2 separate regions of the Homo sapiens genome follow, and region 1 is linked to region 2. Evidence: chromatin loops called from intact Hi-C (ENCODE). Cell type or tissue: IMR-90. All regions are shown on one strand. Links, peaks and the distances in the headings refer to the core of each region. The heading gives the core; the rest is flanking DNA.

Evidence for each region. Peaks named below come from ENCODE experiments on the same cell type or tissue, not always from the same donor. Only the 100,000 strongest peaks of a DNase experiment are listed, where the experiment ranks them.
Region 1: a loop joins it to region 2, with 5 times the contacts of the local background. A loop is called at or near these places in 2 of 110 quality-filtered maps.

What each region holds. Positions count from the first base shown.
Region 1 is chr4:74,573,968-74,579,348 of GRCh38, reverse strand. All of the region lies in intron 2 of LOC107986229 (a long non-coding RNA gene), which reads left to right. It overlaps LOC124900716 (a long non-coding RNA gene), which reads right to left. Exons shown (of 2, transcript XR_007058141.1): 2 at 1-464. Among named protein-coding and RNA genes, the nearest start is that of AREG, 130 kb to the right of the region's middle. In IMR-90, for the core only: no CTCF peak of the experiment used is centred there; no DNase peak of the experiment used is centred there.
Region 2 is chr4:74,502,913-74,508,293 of GRCh38, reverse strand. No RefSeq gene overlaps it. Among named protein-coding and RNA genes, the nearest start is that of AREG, 60 kb to the right of the region's middle. RefSeq lists an enhancer at 3,934-5,133. In IMR-90, for the core only: no CTCF peak of the experiment used is centred there; DNase peaks (open chromatin) are centred at 2,493 and 4,573; H3K27ac peaks cover 755 bases.

The sequences.
Region 1 (5,381 bases), core at 75-5,074, 71 kb before region 2:
AGGTGCCATGATCCAAAGAATGCATGTAGCCTCTAGAAGCTAGAAAAGACAAGAAACAGATTATCCTCCAGAGCTTCCAGTAGAAAAGCAGCCCTCCTGACACCTGAATTTTAGCCTTGTTCACCCATTTCAGTCTTCAGACCTCCAGGACTATAAAATGATAAACTTATGTTGTTTAAAACCGTAAGTTTAGCCGGGCGCGGTGGCTCACGCCTGTAATCCCAACACTTTGGAGGCCGAGGCAGACGGATCGCGAAGTCAGGAGATTGAGACCATCCTGTCCAACATGTTGAAACCCCATCTCTACTAAAAATCCAAAAAGATTAGCCGGGCGTGGCGGCGCGCGCCTGTAGTCCCAGCTACTCAGGAGACTGAGGCAGGAGAATTGCTTGAATCTAGGAGGCGGAGGCTGCAGTGAGCCAAGATCGCGCCACTACACTCCAGCCTGGCAACAGAGCGAAACTCTGTGGAAAAAAAAAATAATAATAAGTTTGTGGTAAATTTTTATAGCAGCAATAGGAAACTAATACATAAATCAGGTCTGTCTAACCCCCATGTTATAAAACCATATGACAATACAGGCATTTTCACCAACTCACACACTGGTTGGTTATATAAGGCAAATTCAACTGAAGAAAAGTAATAATCTTCATTTTGTTACTGTAGACCATATTGACTCTGCATATTTGAAAACTACTTCATGAAACATGATTTCTGTTTCCACTGTTTATGTTAAGGAAGTGTGTTCTCTCAGTGAGTTTCCCTGGATGAAGTTATTTGTTTTCTCTGTCCATAATAGATGATTAATTTATTTAAGGATGAGTAATAAGCAATTTTTGTATTGTACTCTGTCATCTGTACTTACTGTATAACTACTTAATCTGCTAGTTTTAACAACCATATTGATTTAGCCACTCAAGTTAATCCCTTTCTGTGTATGTTTTGAAAGCATATAGGTGAAAACCCAGCTATAGTTAATGCATCATCAAAATAAGTTTACCAACCAGGACTATTATAATCATCTTTATCAGCAGTCTTCTTTCAGCAGGAAAATTAGTATTAGATTCTTTTTCCAAATGCCAGTCCTCTGGTAAGGGCGTCTGAGGTGAATTTTCATTCTTTTTTTTTTTTTTTTTTTTTTTGAGACGGAGTCTTGCTCTGTCGCCTAGGCTGGAGTGCAGTGGCGTCATCTCGGCTCACTGCAAGCTCCGCCTCCCGGGTTCACGCCACTCTCCTGCCTCAGCCTCCCGAGTAGCTGGGACTACAGGCGCCCGCCTCCTAGCCTGGCTAATTTTTTTTGTATTTTTAGTAGAGACGGGATTTCACCGTGTTAGCCAGGATGGTCTGGATCTCCTGACCTCGTGATCCGCCTGCCTCAGCCTCCAAAAGTACTGGGATTATAGGCGTGAGCCACCGCTCCTGGCCAATTTTCATTCTTTAAGGGGAAGAATTACAGTGTGTTCATATGCCTTCTATTTCAAAAATTGAAGTTAGGAAGAGATGGAAATCTTCTGAGGGAAGGTGACTAATGCTGGCAAAGCCTCCTGTCATTTATCAATTATTTATTGGGGACCTATTATGAATAGTAGGAGCTGAGATGACACTGCTATACATGCTAGACAAAGAATAGAGTTTACTTTCAAGGGTGGGAGATAAAAAATGAACATATAAAAACATAAAAATCAGAAGAAGTTCTATGAAGAAAGACTAGCAAAATTGAAAATGAATGTGCTTGTGAGATTAGCACCTAGCTTCAACACACAAAACAGAACAAAAAGTGGCCAAATAACTCTCAGAGTTAACTCATTTCATTATGAGTATGTCAACATGAACAATTTAGATTTTATGTCGAGCAAAAGCAGAAAAACCATTAACTACAGATCTTTCATCTTGGCTTATCTGTTTAGTTGACATAAGCAATCAGTAATAGTCTTTTCCCAACACCTCTTCATACCAATAACTGGGTCTCACAGTGACAATGGCAGGGAGACAAACACTCCAACATGACTTGCTGGATTTGTCCCTCAGCACCAAGTGGTGAGGGTTTGTCTTGCTGTATCTTTTAGTCTATGCTAGAAAGTTTCTCTTGAATGTTTCCATTGAATGTAGCATATGTAACAAAAATACCATCAAATTTGAAGGTAGTTTTGGTTGTCTGACCATCAATACTTCTTCCTTGGGCACCATTGAGACGAATCATTAATATTTCAAAGAGAAGCTCATTTGAGACATTGAAAAATATACCCTCAGCCTCCAAATGGAGTTTTTATGTCCCTTTCAGCTAAAAAGTGATATATTGGTTATCTGGAAAAGAAGTCTTGCCCCATTTAAACCTCATCCACTTCTCTAAAGATGAAGTCTCAGGTTGTTCACATATCTTTAAAAGTCTGAATAAGCAACAACCACAATTGATTTATTATTTTCTATCTGTACTCTTTAATAACATAATCAATAGCATTTTGATGGGTTGCCTGACATTTCATCATGAAGCAATCTTCTAATAAGGATTGTGTGTATAAGGATATTGCTAAGTGGCCCATCCACTCTAGCTCCCTGGAAATAGCTTGAGAACAAAGATAAGCCTGGTTTTATCCAAAAGTGTTAAGAAAATATTTTTTTTCTTTTTGCCTTTACTTTGTGTTTTATATTCTGTCAAAATCGGCACTATCTTCCCTCTGTAGGAGGGACTGTACTTTGTTTTCTTTCATTGCAATGGGGTAGAAATCGTCCTAGTACTTCTGCCTGAAGTTGTGATTCAATAACCCCTTTAGGGTTTATCTGATCCAATTAGAAGTCATGAACCTTAAAAATCTTCTGGTGGGCAGATCACTTGAAGTCAGGAGTTCGGGACCAGCCTGACCAACATGGAAAAACCCCATCTCTACTAAAAATATAAAAATTAACCAGGTGTGGTGGTGCATGCTTGCAGTCCCCAGCTACTCAGGAGGCTGAGGCAGGAGGGTTGCTTTAACCCAGAAGGCAGAGGTTGCACTGAGGCAAGATTGTACCACTGCACTCCAGCCTGAGTGTCACAGTGAGACTCTGTCTCAAAAAAAACAAAAAAAAAAAAAAAAAAGAAAAGAAAAAACATTTTTTGGTGGGGTTAGGGGGACAAAGAATGGAGATGTCTTCTTCTTTCATTGTTTCACTCAGACAAAACTTAAGGGCCTATGGCAAACACCCAACACAATGTTCTCTATTTCTCTTGTTGAGGACAATGATAGGCCTTCAATCTTTTATGTGTTAGAAGTTCATTCAAGCATATGAATATATGCCTGTGTATATCCATTCAACAAATACTTTTCTAAGCATGAGGGACATAGGAGTGAATATTATTAGAAAAATCCCTGACCTCATAGAGACTATGTCCTGACAAAGGTGTTCTTTTCATAGGGAATGTGCTGATCTTACATATTCATCTGCTCTCCTTCTTTACTGCAGATGTGTGGAATGTCATTTGGAAGGGGTCCAGAGACATTGGAGAATTTTATTTAATCTCATCTTATTTTCTGGGAGAGGGAAAAGCCATTACACTGGATTGTGAGGGAGATCTCAGGCCTTTAATAGAGTATCTTCCAAATATTTTTCTGCAATAGCTGATTTCTCTTTTACTGCTTTTCATTACTCAGATCAAATTAGCTAAGCAAAAGGGGGAAATTAAGTGCCTGGAAGGATTTGGGATTCCAAGGGTAGAACTTGGAGGTGTACTGGACAGACAAATGATGTGGATCTCTCTGTCTCTCTGTCTCTTTCTCTCTCAACTTTGATTCTGTCTACATTAACCTTATTCTATCCGTATGCAGGCAGGCTTTCTTCAGGTGTAGCTCATGGGATTTGGTGCAATGTCTTACACAGAGTACATGCACTGTACCTCTAGAGAATGAGGCAAGTTTTGAATGGAGCAAACTTCCATGCTCAAGGGGTAAAGGGGGCATAGCTATGGAGAGCTCTAAGTGTATAATTCTGTTTAGTGACCTCAGACTATGCACTAAAAGTCTGTATATAAAAGCTCAGCTTTTGCTATCTGTCTATCCCCAGGCTAGACCATGTGGTCATGATCACATGAAGTAGGGGAGGCAGGCACCATTCCCAGAGAAAAGGATGTTTTCACCTGAAAAGATGGGAACTGGATACTAGGAAGATGTTGCCAACTCTCTCCTACAGCATCACTGCTCTGTAGGGCCGATGGGACAGGATTGTCTTTGCTGCAAGTGGATGGAAGCAGTTTGGTCCTTTTCTATCTTGGTGCTTTTCAAAATATAGTCCCATCAGGATGCATCCCCACTGCACCCTCAGTGCCTGGAACAGTGCATTGCACTGGGTATGTAGCAAAAAGTTGATTGACTGAATGAGGAGGAAACTCCTAGAGGATATTGTCTATGAAAACAGGAAAGTGAACCATGAAAGAGGAAGACAAAGTCTGACAAACAAGGGATACAACAAAGGATGGTGGGGATAGAAATCACCAAAATCATGGTAAGGTAGCAGGCCTTGAGATTAACCAAACTAGACTGGGGCAGATCAGAAGGACTGGAGAGAGATTATAGGAAGGTAAAATTGATAGGCTACTTAACGTACTTAATATTTGAATACATGGAAAGAAGATTAACACAGCTGGAGAAGAGTTTCCATAAGTTCGTGATAAATAGAAAAATTGGCAAAGGAAAATGAGATAGAGCCTTGGGATTCAAAAGAACTTAAAAGTGGAAAAAGTCAAAAAGAAAGAAAAGATACTCAAGAGATATGAAATGGCTCCACTGCCAAAAGCATCTCCATCATCATAACAATGTAAACAGTGGATATCAATCTGCTTGTTATCACATCGGGAGACAGCAGCAGGAGTGTATTCACATGTATGGTGTGACTGCAGGTAGAGTATGAGAAAAAACAAAACCTTTATTATCTGCAGCTGGAAGCCAACATGTAGGGCTTAGAACTGAAATAATATTAAGCAATATAAATAAGCATGCTAGCTAGTGATATGGAATTTTTTTATTTTTTTAAATTAGTTTTTATGTATTATTATTATTATTATTTTATATGGAGTCTCTCTCTGTTTCCCAGGCTGGAGTGCAGTGGCATGATCTTGGCTTACTGCAACCTCTGCCTCCCAGGTTCAAGCAGTTCTCTTGCCTCGGCCTCCCAAGTAGCTGGGATTACATATGTGCGCCACTACACCTGGCTAATTTTTGTATTTTTAGTACAGACGGGGGTGTTGGCCAGACTAGTCTTGAACTCCCCACCTCAAGTGATCCACCCACCTCTGCCTCCCAAAGTGCTGGAATTACAGATGTGAGCCACCACGCCCAGCCAAAAATTTTTAAAAAATCAAACAAGTTGGAAATAGTTGCTTTTGAGGAGCAAGAAATGATTGGGAACCA
Region 2 (5,381 bases), core at 205-5,204:
CTTTGTTCTCATTGGTTTCAAAGAACATCTTTACTTCTGCCTTCATTTTGTTGTTTACCCAGCAGTCATTCAGTAGCAGGTTGTTCAGTTTCCATGTCGTTGTGCAATTTTTAGTGCGTTTACTAATTCTGAGTTCTAATTTGATTGCACTGTGGTCTGAGAGACAGTTTGTTGTGATTTCTGTTCTTTTACATTTGCTTAGGTATGTTTTACTACCAATTATGTGGTCAATTTTAGAATAAATGTGATTTGGTGCTGAGAAGAATGTGTATTCTGTTGATTTGGGGTATAGAGTTCTGTAGATGTCTATTAGGTCCACTTGGTCCTTGGTCCAGAGGTGAGTTCAAGTCCTGGATATCCTTGTTAACCTTCTGTCTTGTTAATCTGTCCAATATTGACAGTGGGGTGCTAAAGTCTCCCAATATTATTGTGTGGGAGTCTAAGTCTCTTTGTCCTTTCTAAGGACTTGCTTCAAGAATCTGGGTGCTCCTGTACTGGGTGCATATATATTTAGGCTCTTTAGCTCTTCTTGGTGAATTGATCCCTTTACCATTATGTAGTGGCCTTGTCTCTTTTGATCTTTGTTGGTTTAAATCTGTTTTATCAGAGACTAGGATTACAACCCCTGCTTTTTTTTTTTTTTTTTTTTTTGCTTTCCGGTTGCTTGGTAGATCGTCCTCCATCCCTTTATTTTGAGCCTATGTGCACCTTTGCACGTAAGATGGGTCTCTTGAATACAGCACACTGATGAGTCTTGACTCTTTATCCAATTTGCCAGTCTGTGTCTTTTAATTGGGGCATTTAGCCCATTTATATTTAAGGTTAAGATTGTTATGTTTAAATTTGATCCCATCATTACGATGTTAGCTGGTTATTTTGCCCGTTAATTGATGCAGTTTCTTCATAGTGTCAATGGTCTTTACCATTTGTCATGTTTATGCAGTGGCTCATACCAGTTGTTCCTTTCCACGTTTAGTGCTTTCTTCAGGAGCTCTTGTAAGGCAGGCCTGGTGGTGACAAAATCTCTCAGCATTTGCTTGTCTGTACAGGATTTTATTTCTCCTTCACTTATGAAGCTTAGTTTGGCTGGATATGAGATTCTGGGTTGAAAGTTATTTTCTTCAAGAACATTGAATGTTGGCCCCCACTCTCTTCTGGCTTGTATGGTTTCTGCCAAGAGATCAGCTGTTAGTCTGATGGGCTTCCCTTTGTGGGTGACCCGAGCTTTCTGGCTGCCCTTAACATTTTTTCCTTCATTTTAACCTTGGTGAAGCTGACAATCTTGTTTCTTGAGGTTGCTCTTCTCAAAGAGTATCTTTGTGGTGTTCTCTTTATTTCCTGAATTTGAATGTTGGCCTTCCTTGCTAGGTTAGGGAAGTTCTCCTGGATAATATCCTGAAGAGTGTTTCCTAACTTGGTTCCATTCTCCCAGTCACTTTCAGGTACACCAATCAAACGTATATTTGGTCTTTTCACATAGTCCCATATGTCTTGGAGGATTTGTTTGTTTCTTTTCACTCTTTTTTCTCTAATCTTGTCTTCTTGCTTTGTTTCATTAATTTGATCTTCAATCACTGATATCCTTTCTTCCACTTGATTGAATCAGCTATTGATGCTTGTGTATGTGTCACGAAGTTCTTGTGCCATGGTTTTCAGCTCCATGAGGTAATTTAAGGTCTTCTCTACACTGTTTATTCTAGTTAGCCATTCATCTAACCTTCTTTCAAGGTTTTTATCTTCTTTATGTTGGTTTAGAACATGCTTCTTTAGCTCAGAGAAGTTTGTTATTACTGACCTTCTGAAGCCTACTTCTGTCACCTTGTCAAACTCATTCTCCGTCCAGTTTTGTTCCCTTGCTGGTGAGGAGCTGTGATCCCTTGGAGGAGAAGAAGTGCTCTGTTTTTTGGAATTTTCAGCTTTTCTGCTCTGGTTTCTCCTCATCTTTGTGGTTTTATCTACCTTTGGTCTTTGATGTTGGTGACCTAGAGATGGGGTTTTGGTGTGGATGTCCTTTTTATTGATATCGATTCTATTCCTTTCTGTTTGTTAGTTTTCCTTCTAACAGTCAGACCCCTCAGCTGCAGGTCTGTTGAAGTTTGCTGGAGGTCCACTCCAGACCCTGTTTGCCTGGGTATCACCAGCAGAGGCTGCAGAACAGCAAATATTGCTGCCTGATCCTTCGTCTGGAAGTTTTGTCCCAGAGGGACACCTGCCTGTTTGAGGTGTCTGTTGACTCCTATTGGAGAGGTGATTCCCAGTCAGGCTACACGGGGTTCAGGGACCTGCTTGAGGAGGCAGTCTGTCTGTTTTTGGAGCTCAAATGCCATGCTGAGAGAACCACTGCTCTCTTCAGAGCTGTCAGACAGGGACATTTAAGTCTGTAGAAGCTGTCTGCTGTCCTTTTTTCTACTATGCCCTGCCCCTACAAGTGCCTCTATAGAGGCAGTAAGCCTTACTGAGTTGTGGTGAGCTCTGCCAAGTTTGTGCTTCCTGGCCTCTTTGTTTACACTGTGAGCTACTGAAGCGTCAGCAATGGCGGATGCCCCTCCCCCTGTCAAGCTGCAGCCTCGCAGGTTGATTTCAGACTGCTGTGCTAGCAGTGAGCAAGGCTTCATGGGCATGGGACCTGCCGAGTCAGGCACAGGAGGGTATCTCCTGGTCTGCTTGTTGCTAAGACTGTGGGAAAGTGCAGTATTTGGTCAGGAGTGTACCATTTCTCCAGGTACAGTCTGTCATGGCTTCTCTTGGATAGGAAAGGGAAATCCCCTGATCCCTTGCACTTCCTGGGTGAGATGATGCCCCACCCTGCTTCAGCTCACTCTTTGTGGGCTGCACCCACTGTCCAGCCAGTCCCAATGAGATGAACCAGGTACTTCAGTTGGAAATGCAGAAATCACCCATCTTCTGCGATGATCTTGCTGGGAGCTGCAGACCAGAGCTCTTCCTATTTGGCCATCTTGGAAGCGACCCCTCTATTTTGAGTTTTTAAAGAAAACCCCATACTGTTTTTCAAAATGGCTGTACTAATTTACATTCCCACCAACAGTACGCGACAGTTCCCTTTTCTTTTTATCCCCACCAACATTTGTCTTTCTCTTTTTGACAAGAGCCATTCCTACGGGTATGAGGTGATATCCCATTGTGACTTTAATTTATGTTTCCCTGGTGATTAGTGATGTTGAGCATTTTTCCATATACCTGTTGGGCATCTGTATATCTTCTTTGGAGAAATGTCTATTCAGGTCTTATGCCCATGTTTAAATGGGATTTTTTTTTCTTGCTATCAAGTTGCTTTATTTTTAATTATTATGGTCACATAATAGTTGTACATGTTTTGGAGGTACATGTGAAATTCTGACCCAAACATACAATACATAATGATCAAATCGGGGTAACTGGGATATTCATCACATCAAGCATTTAACATTTCTTTGTGTTACGAACATTCCAATTCCACTCTTATTTATTTTGAAATATACAATAAATTATTGTTAACAATAGTCAGCCCATTGTGTCACTGAAAGAATATTAACCCCTTACTAGATGTGTGGTTTACAAATATTTTCTTCCATTCTATAAGTGGTCTCTTCACTCTGAAGTGGGTGTGTGTGTGTATATATGTGTTTGTGTGTGTGTATGTATGTGTGTTCTGTGCAGAAGTTTTTAGTTTGATATAATCCCATTTGTCTATTTTGCTTTTGTTGCCTGTGCTTTTGAGATCATATCCAAAAAACTTTGCCCAGACCAATGCCATTGAAGTTTTCCCCTATGTTCTTCAATATGCATTTTTCAAGCGGATGAATAAAGTAAAAAAAAAAAACCTATGGAAATTATGTGCTGTGTTTTCAGCATTATAATTACCACAGAGTTAAATATTTTGGTTGGCCCTGAGCCATCTACCAGACAATGTCCTTTCTGCTTCTCAGAAGTTGCAATTTAAGGTGGAATTCTAAAGCTGAGAGACAAGTTACATATCAGGACTAGTGGTTTAGTTCAGATCAAAAAGTATGTATTGAGCATAAACTATGTGTTAGGCACTATTTTAATTTCTGGAGTACAAAAGCAAATAAAAATATGATCTGTGCTCTTTAGAAACTTACAATCTAAAGGCAGATGAGCACACAGTAAATTTAAAGTTACTATGGCAACTATAACAAAAGGCATTTATATTAGTTAACTTAGCAGGGTCATTTAACAGAGGGAAAGCTACCTAGTACAGAGGGCAACTAAAATTTGTCTAGAATTATGAAAGAAAATTATTCAAATGAGAAAAAATAAAGGTGTAGGGAACTGCATGCAAAGGTGCATATAGCTAGAAAGGTGTGGCATTTCTGATAAAATAGAGGTCATTTAGTTCTATCACTACATGCAGTAAGAGTTGGACACTGCAGGAAGTGGGACTAGAAAGGCAGAAGTGCCTCCATCAAAGAAGTGAATGCGTCATTTCCCATGGCTCATTGTAACTACTCTCTGTGTGTCATGACTAACAATGTAATGACAAGCATAAAGAGTGTTATTCTTTCAGGATTGGTAGGGAAAAGAGGAAATGGACCTTGGTCAGCATCCCTGGAGAAGTCTTCCTACACACCATCTCAGGTCCTGATGCAATGAATTATCTCATATCTTCCCCAAAGTACCATCTCATTCAGTGAAAAGCTGAGTCGTTGGAGTGGGGTTGCCTTCATGACCCCAGACAAGCAGATCCACCAGTATGTAATTCCAGCTTGAGAGAGCTGCAGGCATATAACTCCAATCCATGAAAGCTGAGGCATGTCTCACAGCTGTGGGGAAGAGCCTCCCAAACCCATGGGGGCCCAACCTTGCACAGAAAAGCTGCAGGAACAGAACTTCCACTCAGTGGGTCCAGAACGTGAGACCTCTGTCCCAATGAGTATAGAGGGTAGAGTATTGGATCAAAGAAGATTATTCTGAAGCCTCAAGATTTAATGTTGCATGTGCTGTTGGATTTTAGACCTGCCTGGGAGATGTCATTTCTTTCTTTCTTTTTTTCATGTCTCTCCCTTTTGGATGGGAATTTCTGTCCTATGCCCTGTCCCACAGTTGTATTTTGGAAGCACATAACATGTTTGAATTCACAGGTTCAGAGCTGGGGAGCTATTTGCCTTAGGATGAATTCTATCTTGAATATTACCCATATCAGATTTAGATGATATTTATATGAGACTTTAAATTTTTGAGTTGATGCTGGTGTCACTTAAAACTGTCGGGGCTATTGGGATAAAATAAATCTCTCTCACACGTGAAAATAAAATGAACTTTGGGGTTCCAGGGGTAGAAGGCTATAGTCGGGATATTTTTGTACCCCCAAAATTCATATGTTGAAATCCCAACCCCCAAAGTGATGGTATTAGGAGGTGGTG